Regions from separate parts of the Homo sapiens genome. Here all the other regions are linked to region 2. A link is a loop called in an ENCODE intact Hi-C map of the cell type or tissue named here. Cell type or tissue: PC-9. All regions are shown on one strand.

The links. Hi-C counts contacts between places; a loop is a spot of excess contacts. Peaks named below come from ENCODE experiments on the same cell type or tissue, not always from the same donor. Only the 100,000 strongest peaks of a DNase experiment are listed, where the experiment ranks them.
Region 1: it touches region 2 in a loop (5-fold over the local background); 6 of 110 quality-filtered maps call a loop at or near these places.
Region 3: it touches region 2 in a loop (12-fold over the local background); 9 of 110 quality-filtered maps call a loop at or near these places.

Annotation. Positions count from the first base shown.
Region 1 is chr7:46,348,196-46,356,195 of GRCh38, forward strand. No RefSeq gene overlaps it. Among named protein-coding and RNA genes, the nearest start is that of IGFBP3, 430 kb to the left of the region's middle. RefSeq lists a silencer at 4,196-4,490. In PC-9, CTCF peaks have their summits at 4,350 (motif pointing left) and 4,551; a DNase peak (open chromatin) is centred at 4,266; H3K27ac peaks cover 452 bases.
Region 2 is chr7:46,141,199-46,149,198 of GRCh38, forward strand. It overlaps the pseudogene ZNF619P1. Among named protein-coding and RNA genes, the nearest start is that of IGFBP3, 220 kb to the left of the region's middle. In PC-9, no CTCF peak of the experiment used is centred here; a DNase peak (open chromatin) is centred at 4,383; H3K27ac peaks cover 3,393 bases.
Region 3 is chr7:45,974,762-45,982,761 of GRCh38, forward strand. LOC102723446 (a long non-coding RNA gene) reads left to right here. Exons shown (of 4, transcript NR_187744.1): 2 at 3,589-3,707; 3 at 5,148-5,266. It also overlaps the pseudogene RNU7-76P. Among named protein-coding and RNA genes, the nearest start is that of IGFBP3, 57 kb to the left of the region's middle. RefSeq lists an enhancer at 2,866-4,065. In PC-9, no CTCF peak of the experiment used is centred here; DNase peaks (open chromatin) are centred at 730, 3,550, 4,320 and 6,490; H3K4me3 peaks cover 1,111 bases; H3K27ac peaks cover 3,624 bases.

The sequences.
Region 1 (8,000 bases), 210 kb after region 2:
ATAGCCTTCCAAGGTTGAGTCCCCTCTCTTCTTTCTAGAGGTCACCATGACCTTGAATTACGTCTTGTAACATCTTACATAAGACATTATGGTGTTGAGGGGTTTGAGGGAGTCCAGCTGTGGCTGCAGGTCCCAGGGTTTCCAGTCCACCTTACCAGTGGTAAAGTTGAGGTATATGCACACACATACACACATGCATATATATGAAACTGTAAAAATATGTTACCATCTTTGTATATTTTTACATTTGTAGAATAGTAACATTATATATATACTTTTATGACTTTTGTTTTTTCTACTCTTATTATCACTACTCCCAGGCCAACATATTCTTTGATTGTATGGTTCTTCCTCTACTTTTTATATTTTTTTCTTATATTTAAATATCTTTTCATATGGATACCTGCATTTCTAAGGCAGTCATTTTCACTGCTTACACCGGGATGAAGACCTAGCAACCTGCTTGAGCCTTCTCTGGTGGCAGCATCATGAGAACCTGTCTGGCCGCCACCGTGACTTGTAAAGTTGCCGTGACTCTCCCTGCGCACATCTCCTTATGCTCATGTTTCTTCCTAGAGTAGGTACACTCTCTTCCTAGAGGAGAGAAATGGAATTGTTGGATTGCATCACAGATACATTTTTTAATATACTCAATATTTCCAAATTTCTCTTCAGTTTGCAGAAATACACACATAGTGTTGAAATGCTCCTTGCTCTATATTTGTACCAACATTTTCTTTTGTAGAAGTTTTTTACTTCAGCTTATATTTATGAAATAGTATCAATATGAGATCTTAATTCCAATTTCTTTTTTCTTTTTTTTTGACGGAGTCTCGCTCTGTTGCCCAGGCTGGAGTGCAGCGGCGGGCTCTGGGCTCACTGCAAGCTTCGCCTCCCAGGTTCACGCCATTCTCCTGCCTCAGCCTCCCGAGTAGCTGGGACTGCAGGCACCCGCCACCACACCTGGCTAATTTTTTTGTTTTTGTATTTTTAGTAGAGATAGGGTTTCACCCTGTTAGCCAGGATGGTGTCGATCTCCTGATCTCATGATCCGCCCACCTCGGCCTCCCAAAGTGCTGGGATTACTGGCGTGAGCCACCCCGCCGGGCCCCAGTTTCTTAATTATTACCAATGTCTGTCATGTGGAAGAAATTATTATTCCATTTTCCTCTGTGTCTAGACATGTGGAAGGCTGCACTTTGTACCCCCATTTTAATCTTTTTTTGGGTGAAGGGATGAAAAAGTCACATAATTATCTTTGGCTCTCTTCTTTGAAAAGTTTACATGTGGTTTGGCACCTCCTTTGAAAGGCAGCAGCTTTCTCATGTTAACACCTTTTTACCCCGTGTAACCTCTTATTACACTGGTTCTTAACATTTCTATATCAAAAGCTGCTTTTACATAAACTGCACGAATCATGTGCTTTGTCTCTTTAATCTTTAAAGCAATTAACTACAGAATTAGATTATCTAAACTGGAATCAGCATTGCATTCCTGGGAGGAGAAGCTAACTTGGATCTTATCTTTTTAACATACTATTGGCTGAAGTGTTCTAAAATTCTATTAGGATACTTTCATTTATGCCCATAAATAATTTTGATCTGTAGTTTTTCTTTTCTACATACCTAAATTGGTGATTCATATCATATTTATCCTATAGTCTTAAGATTACTTTGGGAGTACTCCTTATTTTTATTCTCCGGGAAGTCATGCATAAGATTAAAATTTTATGTTCCTCAAATGCTTGATACAACTCACTTAATAAATGCCACTTTTGTTGTTTTCTGTGAATATCTTCAATGTTGTTTCAATTAATATAATTGTTATCTGTCCATTGAGGTTTTCTGCTACCTCCAACATGTTTTGTAGAGTGATATTTCTATTTATTTAACAATTTGTTAGCAGCTGCTACTGGCCTATTGAGATCATGGAGACCTTTTTCTCTCTGCTCCTTCCTGCTAAACCCAACTATAGAAATAATGCAGCAGACAGCCATGGGAGAAGCCTGGAGAGCAGTAAGAGGAAGGAGAACTCATGACTTATCCAGGACCCCAGAACTGGAGGAACAGCAGAGCAGCAGGGCATCTCAGCTCCTCAACCCAACATAAAAAGGCCACCTAGACTCAGCATTTCCCCACCCCCAAACCAGCAACATTTGACAGTTCAAGTAGGAACATATTTCCCTGGGCTGACCTGAGATCTCTGGCACCTCCAGCAAGGGGGATCAAAATGGACTCTTGACAATAGCAAGCAGCCAGGGCACCCACTCTCCTCTACTGGCTCCAAGACTGTCTTTTGCCAGCAGGAGACACTGACACTCTCGGGGAAAACCAGCAAGAGGTACCTTGACAGAAGAGGGACCTGGCCCAGGAAGTCTCTTCCCCATCCCTGCAGGCCAGAGACTCCCCTGTTCTGTGCAAAACACAAGATCAACAGCCAGAGGGGCTTGACACAAGCAGTGTGACCAGTGATGGCTTTGTCTTAAAGAGACAGAGACACTCCCCTTTTCAGCACAGAGACTGGGGGGCTGCCGAGGACAGTTGCAAAAAGGACTCCACCCAAAACTGGAAACAGCCCATATGTCCCTCGACAAATGAATGGCTAAACAAACTGGTGCATTCAGACATAATAGAATAGCTGTCCGGGATCACTCTCTCTGTGTGCTTACAGAGCAGCACAGAAAACTTACAAGTGTTTCTTCTCATCACTTCCTCCTCCCATGCTGTTCTTGTCCAGCATTTTTTTTAACCTTCTGATGTTGTTACCCACAAAATTAGTCATTGCCAATAGTGCTGATTTTATTTATGAGCAATATATCAATAAGTTACTGAAATATTGACATATTTTTGATTTAAAATTCTGGAATATAGACAAAGATACGAAATATTGTTTAAATAATGAAGATGAATGAAAAATACAATGAGAAAGTTTATTATTTTATTAGATTCTGGAGAAGATAATAAAAGCAATTGGTAGAGATGATATTTAAAGATATATACATGAAGATTTTCCTGAATAGATGAAGCTTTCAAATTCAGGAACGTGTCTCTTTCATCAGGCTGTTTGAAAAATGTTTCTTCATAGTTTTGCAGCTGCCTAATAATGTGCTTACTGTAAAATGAAGGAGAAAGATGTACCATGCAAATGGTTCTGCTTGCTATTGCTGCATTATTTAGGGATTTAAAGATTTTGTTGTTGTTATTTGTTGTTGCTGTTGTTCTGCCGAGATGCCTTAAATCTCAGGTAGCATGGGAAATTAAACTCTGCCGCTTCGCTAGGTAATATAGGATTTGTCTTGAAATGAACATGGAATCAAAAAGCAAAGTGCTTTTTTCTTCTTCTCTTAGAACTGTTTCCAATGATGAAAATTTTGACCCATAACATTCACCTGTTCATTTTATTATCCCACAGATACATGTATTTTTGTGCTGCTATATTAAAAAAACACTGCAGCCATGATGAATTCTCCCCTGCCCCCACATTATTCTCTCTCTGTCTCTTACACACACACACACACACACACACACACACACACACACACACACACGATAACTTTGGTTGTCTGCATTAGTTTCTCCTTATGTCAAACACCATTTATCCATTTTTTCTTTCTGGAAGGCTTGACTACACTGATCATGAATTATATACTTCCTGCAACTAGTATTGTCTATGGCAAACTGATCACCAGTAATAATCACTTGGTATTCTGTATATACCACAGCACAGGGATAAAACACAGCCAAAGAATTTATTAGAAACACAAGCAAATCTGGCATTAGCTTCCTTCTAATTGATGATAATTAGACAAACTATTTTAACATAATTATTCAGGTACAGGTACAAGGCATGTTGAAACAAGTTACTTGCATTCTAAGTTTCCATATGTGGAAAGCTTTACTGGAGAGCTATATATATATATGTATGTATATATGGAGATAGAGTAAGAGAAAGAGAGAGAGAAAGAGAAAGGGGAGGGAGAGGAAATGTTTCTTGTGCAATAGTATCATAAATTGAATACTAATTTTAGATCATTTTGCATTTGCTCAATGAGCAACAACTGAGCATGCCTGGTTTGCAAATTCAAGAGTATCTCAGCAGAGATCATTTTTCATTCTTTGTCTCTAAACTGATTTAATGCTACCTAATAAGCACCTGTACTTCCCTTTAGTCAATCTTTTTGTTCATTTCTTTAATGTGGTGATGTCAAACCTGTACAAACATAAGTTACACAGTTCATTTCCCTACTAGACTTGCTCTTCTACCTTCTGTGTAAAGTCATCATTTTCAAGAATGCTAAGCATGTAAAGTTGGGGACCACCTGTACTTTTGGAGGGTCACTTTGGTAGAACAACACTGGCACCTAGTGGCACGTGTTATGAAGGGAAATACCTCCCAAAGACAGGCCATGCAGGAGTGCAAATCCCCATGGATTTACCAATTGGTCCTCAAGACTTGGGTTTGCTGGTCCATAATAACATGCATTTTAATTGCACAAGTCACAGAGCTCCGGTTCTCAAAAATAGTGTGAAGAAAAAAAAACACTGTGCTACCTTTTGAGACTACAACTACTAGTTTATAATATTTTGCAGTGTAATTGATTATAGGAAATAAACTAATGACTTAATCAATGGACAACATCATATTGCCCAATGTTTTTGAGTAGATATTATAAGAAAAGAATAAAAAATCCACAATCTTTTCAAGTCCTAGAGGAATTTAGGGCCTAATCAAGGTGACTAGATGTTTATTTTTCAATTCATACATCCCAAAATATGTATGGATCCATTCCATGAGTTCTGTTTGAGGTACTGTGGGTAAAGAAATAGGGCAAGCTCCCAGTCTTCCAGGGGAGGTCAATCAACCAGTCAGTTATCTTATCTGCCCCATAGATGTAAAGGAATAAATATGGGTGAGAATTATAGAAACAAATCTTTTTTTTTTTTTTTTTTTTTTAATGGAGTCTCGCTCTGTTGCCTAGGCTGGTGTGCAATGGCGCAATCTTGGCTCACTGCAACCTCCGCCTCCCAGGTTCAGGCAATTCTCCTGCCTCAGCCTCCTGAGTAGCTGAGATTACAGGAGCCCACCTGCATGCCCGGCTAATTTTTTGTATTTTTAGTAGATACTGTGTTTCATCATGTTGGCCAGGCTGGTCTCCAACTCCTGACCTCAGGTGATCCACCCACCTCAGCCTCCCAAAGTGCTGGGGTTACAGGTGTGAGCCACTGCGCCTGGCAGGAAACAAATCTTTTACAGTGAAAGAGGAGAAGACTCTTGGCTGAGGAACACAGAAGTTTTCAGAAACCCACACTAACTCAGTTGGGTCTTGAATGGTGGGCGTAACTGGGCTATGCAGACATGAGAAGGAAGGAGGAGGAACATTTTGATGGATGATGTGCCCTAATCACGGCTTGAGTCAGGAAACCTTGGGGTGTATATAAAAAGGGTCCCAAGTAGTTTTTATAGAAACATGAGTCACAGGAAAGGGTTCAGAGGTACCATGTTGGACATGCAACTGGATGGACTGCAGGAAAGGCACTGGCTGGGTGCTTAGGGGAGGGAGAGGTGGCAGCCACCTCAGGGGTGGGCACTTGGGAATTCTTACAAGTCCTTTGACCTCTCTGTGGCCTTCACCACACTTTTTCTGGCACCCTCATCCCTCCACTCATCAGGTCATGGCTTTCTTCTGTAAGCCAAGGGCAACGTGACCACTTACTTGGAATTGTTCTGAGTAACAGCAATTTCAAACATCTGTCTTGTGATCAAATTATGTAAATAAAACTCCTGTTAAAAGAAAAAAAAATCATCCTGAGTAGAATTTTGTTTGTGTTTTGGGGTCCATGTGGCATAATAAAATTGTTTTCTAGAACGATAAATCCGGCTCCAGGAAGCAGAATGGAGTGGAGGTGAAAGACTGTCACCCAAGAACAATTGACTCCTTCAAGCCAAAGGCTCCAAGTGTCCCAAGCATTGTCATTGGACAATGGAGAATGGACCAAAGGGAGGCAGTAGGGGTTGGCTTGAAGATACACTGGACACTGAGCATTAGTGTTCATGGGGGCAGGGGACACACTGGGAACAGAAGGAAAGCCATTTCCTTCAGATAAGTGGAAAAGAGAGGAAGAGCAAACCTGAAGAGAAGGCAAACATGCTGAAGGAACGATGTCTAGCACGAGGCTCACTGTGGTGCTGTGTGTGGTGGGACAGGTACTCACTCTGTGGCTGGAATGGGGCTAAGCCTTCCCAGGAAGGCTGCTGGTGGCAAGGCGCGGCTCCAGGTATCCACACTAAAGAGAGTGTCAAATGTCGAGACAGGGTCTTGGGCCCCATGCCCCAAAGGGAGAGACACATCCCCAGCCTTCTGAGAGAGTGGCAACAGCATAGGCCCAGTTGCACGGTGAGGAAGGAGAGAAGCAGGTCCATGGCCCTGTCCTGGAGACCACTTGGGGATGTGTTGGGGAAGCCAGGACAGTGTTCCTCATGCTCCTTTTGCCGTAACCCAGGGAGACTTGCCCATGCTGTTCACCAGGGGGCTGCGAAAAGCAAGAGGCAGGCTCATTCTTGGGTGGTGGGGAAGGGTGATCATGGGAGGGGTAGAGGCAGAGCTCCGGCACTGGCTTCCAATTGCAGATGTAAGCGCTCTAGGGTGGCTCGGTGTATTATCCCACAGCAATGGGGTAAATTTCATTTTTGTGATAGCCTCCAGCACAGATAACTTACAGAGGCCACTGCAGGGAAGGCAATGCCAGAAAACACAAGAAAGGGGCAAGCGGGTGGCTTCCAGGGCAGGCGCTGCGACTGCCTCTGAGCATAGCTGTTTCCAGGGAGTGGGCCTCCTGCATCCACGAAGGTGCACCTGGCAGGACCCCTAGCAGATTTGCGTGGTCACTGGGATGGTTTGATGGGTGACGACGTTGCCCTGTTAGTGATCAGCCTACACACATGCACACATACACCACCAATGGGATTTGTCCATTTTTGACTTTTCCTTCATTCCATTATCTATCATCATGAACAATCCTTTCCTGACTTATGTTTTATGAACATCCCTCAGTCAGTTCTGTGGAGAAGGGATTGCAGTGGGATAAATATGTATCAGAAAAGCCACCTGGGAGGACAGTGTGACATTTCAAATTACGAATGAGGCAGCTCAGGGCAGGGCAGCAGCATGGGAACTGTAGATGGTAAGCATATTCAAAAGCATTTTGGAGGCAGAAAGAGTGTCTTGTAGAGATCAGGAGGCCAGGTGATTATGGGACGCATTATAGGTCTGTTGAGCTCTGCTGAGAGAGATTTGAGGCTGGGAATGGGTAACTTGCTGTTAGCACATAGGTGACTTGTGTAAGTTTCTTGGCATTATTCCACTGCTTGGATTCTGTCACAGGGAAAGCACAGTAGTGGGCCGTCATCTTCTTGCAATGGCAGCAATTGATTGCAATAGAGTGGACATATTAATGCTAGCTACAAAACTGAATTGTGTGACGGATGTATAGCCTAGTACACTGCCCTCTGTCCATCTCATGGAGGGCATCGGTTGCCCTTCAGGGGTGTTATGAATTTGTGGGTGAATGAATGATACAAATCTGAGTAAAGAAATAATGAAAAGGCTCTTTCCTCACACCAGTAAAGATAATTCTCACTGAAATTTGAAATCATTAAATGTCACCTTCTCAGAAAACTATGGTTGAACTTAATCTTATCCTCAGTGAAGAAGGACAATGACAACACAATAGAACTAACGTATTTCCAATCTGCTGTGAGGGTGAATAAGTACTATCATGCCTCCGCTGAAAAGTTTGCACAAGGGTTTTGGACATAAGGTAATCAGCCAATTTCTGCATTTTGTGAAGTTGTCCTGAGCTTAACAATACATTTACAAGGAAGAAGGTTCGGTACATTCATTGGTTTTCTCTATCCCAAATTTCCACACCTGGGTTGAAATAGCAGCTAACAATAGGTGTTGATATGCAGACTTGTTCCCAAGAATCTTTTGTGGCCTGAAT
Region 2 (8,000 bases):
ACTAGAAAATCTAGAAGAAATGGATAAATTCCTCGACACATACACTCTCCCAAGACTAAACCAGGAAGAAGTTGAATCTCTGAATAGACCAATAACAGGATCTGAAATTGTGGCAATAATCAATAGCTTACCAACCAAAAAGAGTCCAGGACCAGATGGATTCACAGCCGAATTCTACCAGAGGTACAAGGAGGAACTGGTACCATTCCTTCTGAAACTATTCCAATCAATAGAAAAAGAGGGAATCCTCCGTAACTCTTTTTATGAGGCCAGCATCATTCTGATACCAAAGCCAGGCAGAGACACAACAAAAAAAGAGAATTTTAGACCAATATCCTTGATGAACATTGATGCAAAAATCCTCAATAAATTACTGGCAAAACGAATCCAGCAGCACATCAAAAAGCTTATCCACCATGATCAAGTGGGCTTCATCCCTGGGATGCAAGGCTGGTTCAATATACACAAATCAATAAATGTAATCCAGCATATAAACAGAGCCAAAGACAAAAACCACATGATTATCTCAATAGATGCAGAAAAGGCCTTTGACAAAATTCAACAACCCTTCATGCTAAAAACTCTCAATAAATTAGGTATTGATGGGACGTATTTCAAAATAATAAGAGCTATCTATGACAAACCCACAGCCAATATTATACTGAATGGGCAAAAACTGGAAGCATTCCCTTTGAAAACTGGCACAAGACAGGGATGCCCTCTCTCACCACTCCTATTCAACAGTGTTGGAAGTTCTGGCCAGGGCAATCAGGCAGGAGAAGGAAATAAAGGGTATTCAATTAGGAAAAGAGGAAGTCAAATTGTCCCTGTTTGCAGATGACATGATTGTATATCTAGAAAACCCCATTGTCTCAGTCCAAAATCTCCTTAAGCTGATAAGCAACTTCAGCAAAGTCTCAGGATGCAAAATCAATGTACAAAAATCACAAGTATTCTTATACAGAAACAACAGACAAACAGAGAGCCAAATCATGAGTGAACTCCCATCCACAATTGCTTCAAAGAGAATAAAATACCTAGGAATCCAACATACAAGGGATGTGAAGGACCTCTTCAAGGAGAACTACGAACCACTGCTCAAGGAAATAAAAGAGGATACAAACAAATGGAAGAACATTCCATGCTCATGGGTAGGAAGAATCAATATCATGAAAATGGCCATACTGCCCAAGGTAATTTACAGATTCAATGCCATCCCCATCAAGCTACCAATGCCTTTCTTCACAGTATTGGAAAAAACTACCTTAAAGTTCATATGAAACCAAAAAAGAGCCTGCATCGCCAAGTCCATCCTAAGCCAAAAGAACAAAGCTGGAGGCATCACACTACCTGACTTCAAACTATACTACAAGGCTACAGTAACCAAAACAGCATGGTACTGGTACCAAAACAGAGATATAGATCAATGGAACAGAACAGAGCCCTCAGAAATAACGCCGCATATCTACAACTATCTGATCTTTGACAAACCTGAGAAAAACAAGCAATGGGGAAAGGATTCCCTATTTAATAAATAGTGCTGGGAAAACTGGCTAGCCATATGTAGAAAGCTGAAACTTGATCCCTTCCTTACACCTTATACAAAAATCAATTCAAGATGGATTAAAGACTTAAACGTTAGACCTAAAACCATAAAAACCCTAGAAGAAAACCTAGGCATTACCATTCAGGACATAGGCATGGGCAAGGACTTCATGTCTAAAACACCAAAAGCAATGGCAACAAAAGCCAAAATTGACAAATGGGATCTAATTAAACTAAAGAACTTCTGCACAGCAAAAGAAACTACCATCAGAGTGAACAGGCAACCTACAAAATGGGAGAAAATTTTCACAACCTACTCATCTGACAAAGGGCTAATATCCAGAATCTACAATGAACTCAAACAAATTTACAAGAGTTGATTTTTTTTAAATAGTGAAAGACAGGGTCTAGTTTCATTCTTTTGCATGTGGATATCCAGTTTTTTTCAGCAGCATTTATTAAAGAGACTGTTTTTTCCTCACCTTTGTTAAAAATTAGTTAGCTCTAGGTGTGTGGATTCCTTTCTGGACTCTCTATTCTACTCTATTGGTCTATGTGTCTGTTTTTATGCAGGTGTCGTATTGTTTTGACTATGATAGCTTTGCAGTATTGCAGGGACCAAGGGGAGATTTCCCCCTTTGCCCTCAGAAGATTCATTGGAAAATCAACTTGCAAAATATAGATTAATAAAGGCATACACATTTATTTAACATGTGTACACAGAGACCTTCAGAATGAAGACCCAAAGATTCAGGGGAAATTGTCCACTTTTGTGCTTAGGTTCAACAAAGTACGAACAGTTTTGAAGAAATACGACTGGACAAAAAAGGACATGATCTAATGCTAATAGATGGAGTGGGGAAACCCAACAAGGCCTGTCTGTCAATATTTCTCTTGGCCTCTCTGAGTGGCATTCCTTCCTTCTGGGTGTAAAGCAGGACCCTCTCTGGAATGGGGGGGTCTTATGACCTATAGTCAAGCAAGGTAGATCAGGTAACTTTTTTTCTTTTTAAGTTATTTTTTTACATGGCCAGTTTTTACATAGAAAGGTGGAGAAAAAATTAGAGTACTATTTTTAGGTTTTATGACTGTCTTTGGGGAAAAGAGATTCTGGTTTCTATGAGCCACCTTACAGAATGGGAATTCTAGTTTCTATGGCAAGCCTCAGGGGAGAATGGGACTGAGAGACAGGAAGGCATGAAAAGTCAAAGAAAATCTTTTGTTTCTGAGGCTGATTCTGAGGCTTTCATTTTGGGCTACTGTTTTCTGAACCCCAACAGTGTATTTTGAAGTCTGGTAGTGTGATGCCTTCAGCTTCAGCTTTGCTCTTTTTGCTAAAGATTGCAGTAGGCAATTACAAATACTCCTGAAACAAATGAAAAAAAATAGAAAGTGGAATCAAAGAAAAGAAACTGTGAAAGAGAACTGAAAGGAAATGATAGAACTGAAAAATACAATGACTGAAATTTAAAACTTACTGTATAGGCTTGTTAACAGGATGAATATAAAAGAAAGAATCAGTGAACTTGAAGATGGAGCAATATAATTACCTAATACAAACAACAGTGAGAAAACTGTGAGACAGTAACACAGATCTAACATTTGTACCATCAGAGTCCCAGAGGGAGGGCAATAAAAGGGTGGGGCTGAGAAACTAACTGAAGAAACAAAGGCTGAAAATGTCTCAGATTTGACAAAGAATGTAGAGCAACACTTTAAAAAAGCCGAGTGTTCTCCAAACAAGATAAGCCTAAATAATTACAAAACAAAACACATCATAATTGAACTTTAGAAAACTAAAGACAAAAAAAGAAAAAAAAAAAAAGCATTGATCCTTGGGCACCCATGGATGAAGAGGCTCCGAGAGATGCTGCATAGGTGGAAAAACCAAGACCAGGAGTGGGAACCAGATCCAAAGCTGAACATTTCAGAGGATCCTGAGTGTCAGATGTCCAGGGCAGCATTGCTGATGTTCCCCAGGACTCTGACCTCAGGGACGGTTCAGAGAAGCTGCAGCTGTACGACACAGGGAAGAAAACAAAATTAAAGAGCAGAGAATTTAGGGTTTTGACAGCCCAAGGTTATAACCCTCCACCATCTAAAGAGGAGATAGCCAAGAAATTGGGAAAAAGTGAAGTCAGCACACACCTCATTGCAATTCAGAGCATTGCTAGGATGCAGTTGTTCCATATATGTAGCAAATATTTCAACTGACATTCAGATCTTCACAAGCACCACAGGATCCCTGCTCATGAGAAGGTCTACAGTGGAAAGAAGATGGGAAAGGCTTCAGATATGGGTTGAAATAGTCATGGCACCAGAAAATCCACACTGGGAAGAAGCCCTGCTCACATCAAGCATGTAGACAATGCCTTCACTGGGCATTGGGAAGGAGGAAAGAAAGGAGGAAAGAAAGTCCTTCCTTCTGCAACATCAGAAACTTCATAATGGAGAGAAGCCCTAGAAATGTGGGGACTTGGGGAAAACCTTCAGATATAATGGAACACTTATTCAGCATCAGAGAACCCACACTGGGGAGAAACCCTTTGAATGTAAGGAATATGAACATGCTTTTCGGTTCATGAGTGTGCATTCACACTAAGGAGAAACCCTACAAATGTAAAGGGTGTGGGTGTAGTTTTAGTCTTCCTCTGTCCTGATTCAGCATCACAGAGTCTACAGGGAGAGAAATGTTATGAATGTAAAGAGCATGCAGGGCCTTCTGCCAGAGGTGGGTAATTCTTCAGCACCAGAGATTCCATGCTGGGAAACCGTCTGTGAACTTGGGGAATGCTGGCAAAGGCTCCCTGTGTCTCTTGCTTCACAGTGCAGCAAGGAACACACACTGGGGGAGAATTTCATGAATGCCAGGAATGTGAGAAAGCATCCAGTTGAAAAATCATCTAGGTTCTGCATCAGAGTTTGCACTGGGGAGAAACTTTATGAGTGTAAGGTGTGTGGGACAACAGCCTTCCAATGGGGCACAGCTTTCAGTTTTACTCAGCATCAAAAATTGCACTTTGGGAGGCCGAGGTGGGGGAATCACAAGGTCAGGAGTTCAAGACCAGCCTGGCCAAGATGGTGAAACTCCATCTCTACAAGAAATATAAAAATTAGTGGGGCACGGTGGCAGGCGCCTGTAATCCCAGCTACTCGGGAGGGGAGGCTGAAGCAGGAGAATCACTTGCACCCCGGGGGCGGATATTGCAGTGAGCCGAGATCGCACCACTGCACTCCAGCTTGGGTGACAGAGTGAGACTCGGTCTCAAAAAAAAAAAAAAAATTGCACAACGGGAAGAAAGGCACCCATGGTTCTGGGCTGCTCTTTTCTGTCCCCCTCCCCTTCTTGCCAATGCTTGTGGTCTGCCCCAGTTGTGACCCTCTCCCCTCCTCCCCACCTCTAGTGCCCCTTCTCCCTCTATGCCCCTTTTATGCTATTCTTTTCTTTTGAGTACATCTCCTTCAGGACCTTGCTTCCTCTGGAAGTCACTCCTCATAGCCTGAAAGCTTTGTCTCACTCCCTATGAACTCCTTTATGTTTTCATTACCCATCAATAATGGCCCAAAGTGAGCAGGGTTCTCACTGGTTTCCCATCATGTCTTTAATGACACTTTCCTGGTCTTGCAGAAGTTATTATCACTTTCCCAACTCCTTTTCAATTTCTCACATTAAAGACCACTTTTAATGACTCTGACTCTATCCCCTGGGAAGGAAATGGACTATCTATTTAGTTTGCCCTGCTTTGGGGGTTACTGGAGTTGGAAGAGTTTGTAGAAGATTTGGGGTTTTAGGAGATTGTGTCATCACAAGTCACAGACCATTGTAATTGGAGAAGCCTTCTGGAAGAGGCCATCAGAGAAGGCACCCAGTGGTTGCCCTCGGGATGGATGATGAGCCATTTGGTTGGTCAGGGGCAAGGCTCATTGTGCGGAACCGGAGTCTTGGTATTTTTAATTGCCCTCATAATTTTTATTACCAGTTATGAGTATCCTGGGTGACTATGTCATAGACCAAGAAAATAACCTCTGAACAGAATGTGAGTGATTAATTTAAAATTATGGCTTTAACTAGACTGGAAGGGAATGTGGTTTTTCTGTTTGGATTTCTTTTCTATTCTTATTCAGATGTCTGTTAACTTCAGTGTTCACTCCAATCCATAGATGCCAAGAGTGAAGTGGGCTGGGGCATTTCATTTCTAAAAGTACACATGGCATGGAGTCAGCAGCTTCACGCTGGGAAGTGCCCGAGAAAAGGGGAGGAGCGATGCACCCCTGGCCTGCTGAGAGGAGTCTGTGCCAGCCTCACTTCTGATGCCTCACAGCTCTCTGACACGATTGCATCCCCCAGATGCCTCACGGAGAAAATGTGAATTTGGGACTGGTGACACGTCAATTAATTTCACAACACCGGAAAGCACACTCAGGATGCTGGTCTTATCACGTGTTGGATCTCACTGGATTAGCTGTTTTCCCTCCAGTGGCTGGAGCCTAGGACCATCCTGGATGGCAGCATCTCAGACTCAGAATAGTGCAGCAACAGGGAAAGCTATTCAAAAAGTATATCCAGTGGGAAGAGAGTTCTCAAAAAATTGTATATACACTATTATTATAACAGCATGATATTATGTCTGTGGGGCAGGGCACGGGGAGATGTTTATTGCAAATGTATTTTGGTCAGGTTTAGGAATTTATACTTTAAAAAGCCAACTTTTAAGTGCATATTTTAATGAGTTTTGAGAAATGAATACAATTGCATAGCCAAGATGCAGAAAATTTTCACCACCTAGAAAAGTATGCTTGGTGTCTATTGTTCCCTTCTTTATGTCCATGTGTGCTCTATGTTTAGTTCCCACTTATAAGTGAGAATATGTGGTATTTGGTTTTCTGTTTCTGTCTTAATTTGCTTAGGCTTGCAGCCATTATCCTGAAAGGACATAATTTTGTTATTTTATAGCTGTGTAGTATTCCATGGTATATATGTACCTCATTTTCTTTATTCAGTCCACTACTGATGGGCATCTAGGCTGATTCCATGTCTTTGCTATTGTAAATAGTGCTGTGATCAACATATGCACGCATATGTCTTTGCCGTGGAATGATCTATATCTCTTTGGGTATATACGCAAAATGGGATGGCTAGGCTGAAGGGTATTTCTGTCTTAAGTTCCTTGAGAAATCTCCAAACTGCTTTCCATGGTGGCTGAACTACTTTACATTCCCACCAGCAGTGTATAAACGAGCCGTATTCTCTGCAACCTTACCAGAATCTGTTGTTTTTTGAACTTTTAATAGTAGCCATTCTGACTGGTGTGAGATGATATCTCATTGTGGTTTTTAATTTGCATTTCTCTAATGATTAATGATGTTGAGTATTTTTTCATCTGCTTGTTGGCTGAGTGTATGTCTTCATTTGAGAAGTGTCTGTTCATGTCCTTTGCCCATTTTATAATGAGGTTTTTTTGTGTGTGTGTTGACTTGTTAAAGCTTGTTATAGATTCTGGGTATTAGATCTTTGTTGGATGTGTAATTTGCAAATGTTTTCTTCCATTCTGTAGGTTGTCTGTTTACTCTGTTGATAGTTCCTTTTGGTGCAAGCATCTGGAAAGCTCTCAAGTACCAGGCAAGTTATAGGGATGTATTGCTAAATGGAGATTTGATATCTTTTATTCCTCCCATGATTTTTCTGCTGTTATTTTTTTAAGTCAGCAGTGATTGCTTTTATTGGTAAGGATATCCAGATATAGAAAAGTATACCAAATAGTACAGAATAAACATCCAAATATTTATATCAACTGGAATTTTCTCTGTGACATTGGATAAGTAGCTGAATTTTACTGAATTTTTTCATAGTTAAAATAGGAACAGCACTCTTGCCAGGAGGATCAAATGCGTAGATAGACATAAAAATGCTTCTTCACTTCTCTTCCCTCTGAATCTCCATTTCTCTTTCTATTTACTTGTTTTTAAATAGACTATTTTAGAATAATTTTATTTTATAGAAAAATTTATTTCTTTATAACAATCATGTTATAATTTATATTAATTTAATTTATATAATTTTTATTTATAAAGATAAATTTTATGATTTCTAATTTTAATTTATAATTTAAAAAATTTTCCATAAGTTACTGGGGTACAGGTGGTATTTGGTTATATGAGTAAGTTATTTAGTGGTGACTTGTGAGATTTTGGTGCACCCATCATGTGAGCAGTATACACTGCACCATATTTGTAGTCTTTTATTCCTCACTCCCCTCCTACTCTTCCCCCCCAAATTCCCAAAGTCCATTGTATTATTTTTATGCCTTTGTGTCCTCATAGCTTAGCTCCCATATATCAGTGAGAACATACAATGTTTGGTTTTCCATTCCTGAGTTACTTCATGTAGAATAATAGTCTCCAATCTCATCCAGGTCACTGCAAATGCTGTTAATTCATTCTTTTTATGGCTGCAT
Region 3 (8,000 bases), 170 kb before region 2:
CAGATTTCCATGGGCTTCCAGCACCTCCTCTGTGCCCACTGGCGCCTGGTTCTGGGAATGACAGCAGGAGTGAAGAGGGGATGAAAACTGTCCCTAAAGAGCCAAGTGATGTTGAGTGCATGGGGAAGGGAACAGCATGATCTGTGGGTACACACAGACCATGGGGGGCTGACGGGGAAGGATATGGCTGGGCTCCTTGGAGGTGCATGAGGCACATGGAGCACAGTGCTCAAAGGCTGAGACAACAACGATGAAACGGGTGCGTTTAACACACTGACAGCTTTTAAAATGTGCCCTGAGGCAGGTGGCTGAGCTTATGTGTGATATTGATCCCTCCAGGGGTAGATGAGGCAGCACCACAGACTGAATGCTCACCCGGCATCAGCATCACGCATCCTAATTCTCGAAGTCATCATTCGAGTGGGGTTGTATCTACTTTTTAAAGATGAGGAAATGTAGTAATGTTTTTGCAGACATGGTAGAGCTAGTGGATGGCAGGAGCCCCTATCTCTGCTCAAGGGTGTCTGTCTTAGTCCATTTAGTGTTGCTATAACAGAATGCCTGAGACTACGTAATTTATAAAGAAAAGAGGGTTTTTTTTTTTTTTGGTTGGGGGATTGCTTTCCAGCAAAACCTGAAAAGCCTGCTAGACAAATTCTAAAAGAGCTCTAACACTTAAGAAAAGAGGTTGATTTGGCTCATGGTTCTGGAGGCTGTGAAGTCCAGGAAGCATGGGGCTGGCTTCTCATGAGGACCTTGTGCTGCACCCTAACATGGCAGAGAAGCAGCAGGGGAAGCAAGTATGTGCAAAAGGCCAGCCATGAGAGGCTTCCTCAACCTGTCACAAACTGCTCTTGTGAGGGTGAGTCAATTCCCGTGAGAACTGACCCAGTCTTGTGAGAATGGCATTAACCCATTCATGAGGGTGAGTTCTCAAGACCCAAACACCTTCTGTTAGGTTCCACCTCCTATCACATGAACTTTTGGGGGACACACTCAAAATGTAGCAGTGTCCTTGTCCTCAGGCACCCCTCAGGTGGGGTGAAGGCTGGGCACAACAAAATTGATGTGAAGACTCATCCCAAATGAATGGGGCACCCTCTTCCCTACAGGAGTGTCCACATAGCAGCTCCAAGCACTCAGCTTCCAGGGCCAGCAAGCTGCACGGGCGGCACCACTGGGCTCCCGAGAGGGCTGGGGGCTGCCAATGACATTTGCACTTCCCTTCAAAGCACCGAGGCACCAAGACTTTGAGGATGATGCCCAGAGGGAGGGTTTGGATGAGGTCCAGGAAGAAAGAAAGCTGAAGCCTCTTTGGGCAGGTGAGGGAGATGGCAGGAGCTTGTGGTTTTAGAGGCTGTGTGAAGTGAGATTGGACACTCAGCTGGGTCAGCCCAGAGGCTGGGTCCTGAGGTTGGTCTCAGGGCAGCTCCGGGAGACTCCACGTGTCCCTTCTGCAGGATGCTTCCCTCTCCTCGAGGCCCATCAGTGTGGAGTGGAGCATCCACCAGGGCCCCCAAGAACTTGGCACTGAGGGCACTGGGAATGTTCAGCAGGGCAGTGCCCAGCCTCAGCATGACAGGCTCGATGGCCCCAGGAGGATGTTCCAGCACCTCCCCTGCCATCCTCACCAGGGCTGGGAGGTGGAGATAGGCACTGGTGCTGCCCATGCAGTGCCCTGGGTTCTACATCTGGATTTCCCAGCAGGATGGGGTTTCAGGAGTCCCCTTAGAGAACCAGCTAATTTAACCTTATTAATCAGATGGGAATCAAAGGTCCTGGGTGGGGAAGTGAAGAGCTGCATGCTACAGACACATGGAGGTGATAGGGGCTCCTCCATCCACCCGGGAAAGGGCTCTGGGTGGGAGCCCTTGCTCTGCCAACCTTGGGAGGGCTTCATCCATCTCCTGGACACTCCCAGGGCCTGAGGAATCCTTGACGTCCCCTCTAGGTGCAACCCATGTCCCTGTGTGCATCCCAGGGGTCATCCTCAAATACTACCGTGGTCTTGGTGTCCAGAATCTTCTTAGCAGGTGGGGCTCTCCTTTCTTCACCAGCCTGTTGGGATCAGCTCAGCCAGTCTGGTTAAAGGACAAGTGGCTCTGAGCTTTATTGTAGAACTTACTTTGTTTTCCTCATAACTTTCTCTTTCCATGTCTGCAGCTGCCATTGTGTGGGGCTCCTTGAGGATGGGGACCCCCTGTTCTCTCAGCTCCACTCCCCAGCATGAGTCATGGTCTCTCTAAAGACCCCCTGGCCTTAAAGCAAACATCACCAGGTGCACTCAGCAAGGCTGGTGTCATCTCTGGATTCTCTTCATAACGCTATGGGAACACAGGAAGATAAAGCTCAAAGTGGAGGGAAATTTTTGGTGGCTTTGGGTGTTGGAAGTGGTGCAGCTCCCCAGGACCCCAGCCCCTCAGCAAAGCCGCCCTCAGATACTGTGTATGGGCTGTAGCAAGTCTGTTGATTTCTCATGGGGTAACGCCCTCCTTGGATGTTACTCTTTGCAGTTTACATAATACTAGACACATATTATTTTCTTTTATCTTCATACAACCCTACATTTTCAGCATTCTGGGAATTAACCACAGGCCCCACTATCTGGTGCCCAGAAAGACATGGGACACCCTTGGAGAGGAGCACTTGGCCTCTTTGCTGTCCTCGGACTTAGTGCAGGGTGGTGGGTGCCGGGTGCGGTGGATGGGGCTGGGCAGCAATGATGGTGCCCTTTACTCTTCTCCATTTACCTCCAAGGTTCTTCATGGTCTATGACTCCAAGGTCTGAAATGATCTCATTTACCCCACATGATAGATGTGGCCCTTCCAGATGAGGAGTTCAACAAGACTACATGGTAGAGCAGCCAGAGAACCCACTGGAAATAAGGCTCAAAATAAGGAGTAACCACAAAATAAGGTGATTTATAAAGGTGCATTAACTTATTTCACTAGAGAGGCAGCATTTTATTGAGTAAAGAGCACTGGGTTTTTAATCTCAGAGTCAACTATACGGTTCTGCTGTCTGTCTAAAGATCTTGGTCAAGAGTGTCTCCTTTCTTCCCTTGTAAAGGGATGAATGGGAATCCCCACCTTAGAATCTCTATGACATTATGAAGCTGGAAGTAAATAAGGGACATAGACAACCTTTCAGAATCAGCAAGGGTTGTCCCAATAGGGTGTTGGCTACAAGAATTATTTCATGAAAGAATATCTCAGGGATCACAGTTGAGCTGAATCTGGATCATTCTTTTGACCTGTACTGAGGAAAAGACAGGGATTTGAGTGCATTTAGGGTGAGCTGGCATTTTTCACTTCTCACCTCTCCATGCAATGATGCTGTCTGCTGGCCCCAAAGGCACTGTATTTGCCATCTCTCACCAGAGCCTTGTCAGAGCCTGCTGCAGCCAGGGGCTGGGCATGCCTAAGAGCCGGGAGCCACTGTTCCCAAGTGGGCATTACAGGGTTAACTTGTGTCTGTGGCCAAGGCACAGAATCAAAGTAGGATGAGTCACCTCTTGTGCATTTCTTACTTCAGCCCTCCTGCCACTTTAGAAGTTTCTGATGTTTAATTTCCTCGTTTCATTCCAGAGACAGAGAATGCTGATTCACTATGCAGTGAAACATGCCTAACGTGTCAACAGCTAAATGCCCGGTGACAGTGTGGTTGTCTGGGCAACAGAAGAAGTCACCCACGCAAACACTTAAAGGTGAGCTGTGAGAGTTAAGCAAGCGGGAGCTTTTCACTGAGTGAACTCACGTCCACACAGGGTGCGTGTTCAGACTCACGGGGCAGCTCCAATTATGGGGAAGGTCGGAGAAATTCCAGGCTCCGAGGAGTCCAAGACAGCATTCCAGCTCATTCCTAATTTTATATTCAGGTTCCTTAAAACAAAAACTTCACTATGAGACATTCAAACCCTTTGCATGTTACAGTCTGCAAAGTTTGAAAAGCATTTCCTTCCTTAGTGTCTCTGAGTTGCCCTAAATACTTTCTTTCAACCAGCAGGATAGGGGACAGTAGGTTTTTGTGACTACTTAAGTCTTGGCAGCAAGAATGGGGCCCCAGAAGGCGCTAGTGTTTCTGGAACAACCGATATCAGGGCAGATGTCTTGTGCTTGGCCCCTTGGTGGGCCACTTGCCTGGAGTTATGGGACAGGGATGAGCATGTTCCTGCCCCTGAGGAGTTCATGGTCAGTAGGGGAGGCTGCATAGACAAAACTCAACCCCTGGACTATGGCTGTGGCCCTGGATGGCCCAGAGGCCCAAGAAAATATTGGGCAAGAGTACCTCTTTTCTTCCTCTGTAAAGGGAGTAATAGGAATTCACACACTACAGTCATTGTGACAGGATGCATGGGTGGGGGTGTGCAGGGGACTTGAAGAGGCCACTGCATCCCAACTTTCTCTTCTGCTGATTATTTCCTTTAAATAACTTCTTGTGGATATTGCTTATGAGCAGATGCCTTGCTAGGTGGGAAGGGGGATGGAAGTGAAAACACATAAATCATCATCTCTGTTTGTGGAACTCGAGGTCAGGTGTGGAGAGGGCTGAGCAGGTGAAACTGAGTCTCCAGGTTGGGGCATGAGCCAGGGGCTGAAAGGGGCTCTCCCTGTACTGGCAGGGAGGATTCTCTTCTTCCCTGCTCTGTGGTTGCATGTGGCCTGCCAACCGTTTCTCTGTCACACCATGATGCAGTCATGGGTTGTCCACCCATTGATCTCAGGCATCTGTGGTCCTCCTCAAGGGAGAACACATGTTGGGTCATCTTCGTCTCTGATCTTTGTCCCTGCTGTCCCTGATCATGCTGGAGGTCAGGAAGGAGCTAGGCTCACAGGTGTGCCCAGGTGTTTGGCAGGGCAAAGGCCTGGGCTGAGACTCTACAATCTTGGGCTTGAGTTTTCCCATCTGTAGGACAGGAGCAGGGCCAGCATCCTAGGTTTGTGGTGAGGACTGGTTGAGGGCCACACCAGGCTCCTGGATGTGGCCGGCTGACCAGGGCTGGGTGTCTCACTGGCTCGCAACAGGGAAGAACAGAAATTGAGAGTAAATCAATGTGAACTTTACAGCAATTAGGCAGAGTAATTTCATATCTGTTGAATCTAACAAAAAATGGGATTTGTGTTTTGTCTTCATTTCATTTTTCTAGGACCATACTTATTTTACAAGAGGAACAGTTTTCAATGGAATGGATATTAAAACACACACCTGGATCCCTTTACCACAGGTGCTTTGAGAGGCACCATCAAGGACAGTGAGCTAACGCAGGTAACTCAGGTAACAGGGCGGTGAGCTAATGCAGGTAACACAGGTGACAGAGTCATGGGCTAATACAGGTAACACAGGGTAGTGAGTTAACTCAAGTAATATAGCTAAGCCAGGTAACCCAGCTTACACAGCCAACACCTGGCAGTGGGCTAACACAGTTAACTCAGGTGCTCACCTCGGGCACATCCCCAAGGCCCCTCGTGAGGTGGTCTGATGGCTGTCTACATGTGCCCCTGGACATCTGTATCCTGATGCAGGGGAGCCTGGCAGGAGAGGGGACCCTCAGACTCTCCCTCAGCCACACAGGGCAGACATCCTCCACGTGGCTTCAGCTGCAGCTGTCAATTGAGTGGTGGGCAAGGCCATGCTCTGGATAGTCTACCTGGTCCTCGGTGAGGCCCAGCCCCACTGACAAGCATTTGGGGTCTGTTTAATTGCTCAGCCTGTCTGCTGCTATTTGTCACATGCTAGTATTGGTGTGGCAGCTTCTTCTCTGAGTTCTAGAGCAGGAAAGTCCTGGAGACGAGGCCACTGCCAATGGGGGACCCTGCAGCCTGGAAGGGAAGGTGCCTGTGTGGTCCAGCCCTAGTGGCAGAAACTTGGGTCTGCTCTGTGTGTTGCGTCTACAAGTGTGTCTGCTTGGCTCCTCACTGACAACAGGAGTCTAAGAGATTCCTAACAACTGACTAAACAACACAGAGTCTGAGCAAACGTTACAGAAATGGGGGAAATTGCAATGAAATTCTGGAAAAGGAAACAGGCACAACTGAGACAACATGGAACCTTGCTTCTGAAGGAAGGGGTGGGGTGCTGTCTGGAAAGTTCTAGAAGACAAAGCACTAGCAAAAGGCAAGAACATATTGTGAATGACTCAGGAGAGGGATTCTGCAATTTTTTTTATCCACTAGGACAATCCTGTACTGAAGAGAGTGGGGCTCTGGGCAAACCCTTCTCTCCCCGGAGTCTCATTATTTTCAGTCTATAGTAGGGCAGTAGTGGGTAAGACGCCGCTAAAGTCCCTTCCAGGACCAGTGCTGGGAGTTTTCTTTGAAGGGACACGGTGGCTGCTCCTTTCCACCCTGATGGCTTCCTCATGCCTCTTCCTTCCTTGCCAACCCACATCATCTCCCTGGGACTTTGCTTGCAGTCAGCTCAGAGGTTGCCTCCATGCCTGCATTCCTACTGTGCTGTAAACACAAAGGATTCTTGCCAGATAGGGTGGAGTGGGGTGGGTCTTACCCCTCCTGAGGGAAGCCTATGAACTCTGACTCAGTGAGTTAAGGAGAAATACTTCTCAGGTGTGGAGAACACATACGCTGCTGTGTTGAAGGTGGTGCCGGGCAACATTTAAGTCTCCTCCAGGAGCCCCGGGAGCAGCCTCTGGGGGATGACCTGCACGTGGTCCAGTAACTTGTGTCAGGTTTGCAGGATGTTAGGGCCTTCAAGTTGATTTAGCTCAAAAATATTCAAACTTCCTTAGCAGCAAAAGTATTCTTTCTCAAACAAGATCTTATATGAAGTCCAAATATATAAAATTTCTATATTAAAGACAGCATTTTGTAAATTTCTTTATAATTTCTCATTGACGATGCTTATTTATTTGTAATTAAGCCAGTCAACAAAAATGTAAAGGACATTTTGGTCAACCTGGATACTTTCAGTTGTTTCAATATTTTCCTATCTTGATCTTCCTCATGTGGTTCCAAAAAATTCCAATTCATAAAGATAAGTAGCAATATAATAATTTCTATAATTTTCTTGAATAGATATGTCCAGTTTTGAATTTCAGGGAAATAAAAGAACCTCCTAATCAGAGACATGCCTGAAAGAATTTGACTCGAACTCAAAATATCTGAGATGATTGATAAGCTAATTACCCAAATCTGACCACTATACATTATATGTGTGGAAGCTTCACTCTGTAGCCCATACATATGTATAATTATTATATGCCAATTAAAAAAAGAAATTTGAAATATGCTTGTGTAAGAGTCATGAAAGAAGTATTTTTTAAAATTGAGGTAAAATTCACATATCATAAAATTCACCATTTTAACCGTTTTGAGGCGTACAATTCAGCGGCTTTTACATTCTCAGTGTTGTGCCAGCATGGTCTCTATCTAACTGCAGAACATTTTTATCACCCCCAAAAGAAAACTGACCCTATTAAGTATGCATATTTTCACTTAAGTTTTGAAGTAGTTACAATATATTAAAATGAAATGAATGCAAACCAGAATAACCAAGATGGTTTTAGGTCATGATAAATTCTGTGAAGGGAAAGTGATAACGAATGAGAGGGAAGAAAGACACTTGATTTAAGACCCAGATAATGGGAAGGTGTCAGCAATGGAAGGGGCAAAGGACGGGCCTGAAGAGGGGAAAGAGAGGGTGTGCAGAAGCCCTGAGGCAGGAATGAATTCAGCAGGTTTAAGTATAGAAATGAGGCCTGTGTGCTTGGAAGGGAATGTGCCCAGGAAGGATGGGGGAGCCAGAGTGGGCTGCTGGGGTTTGGGGTGCACTTTAGAATCCCCTGAACAATGTGGGAGCTCCTGGCCTGGGGCCTAGCCATGGTCGCTGGCAAGCTCTGCAGGTGATCCTGGTGAGAAGCCGGGACACAAATACCTGATGGCCGCTGACGGATTTGAGAAGCAGATACGCAAAAATGATCTGAGTGTCAACCATAAAACTCAGGAGTTGAGCTTTGTTTCTTCTCAGTCTATGCATATAACAC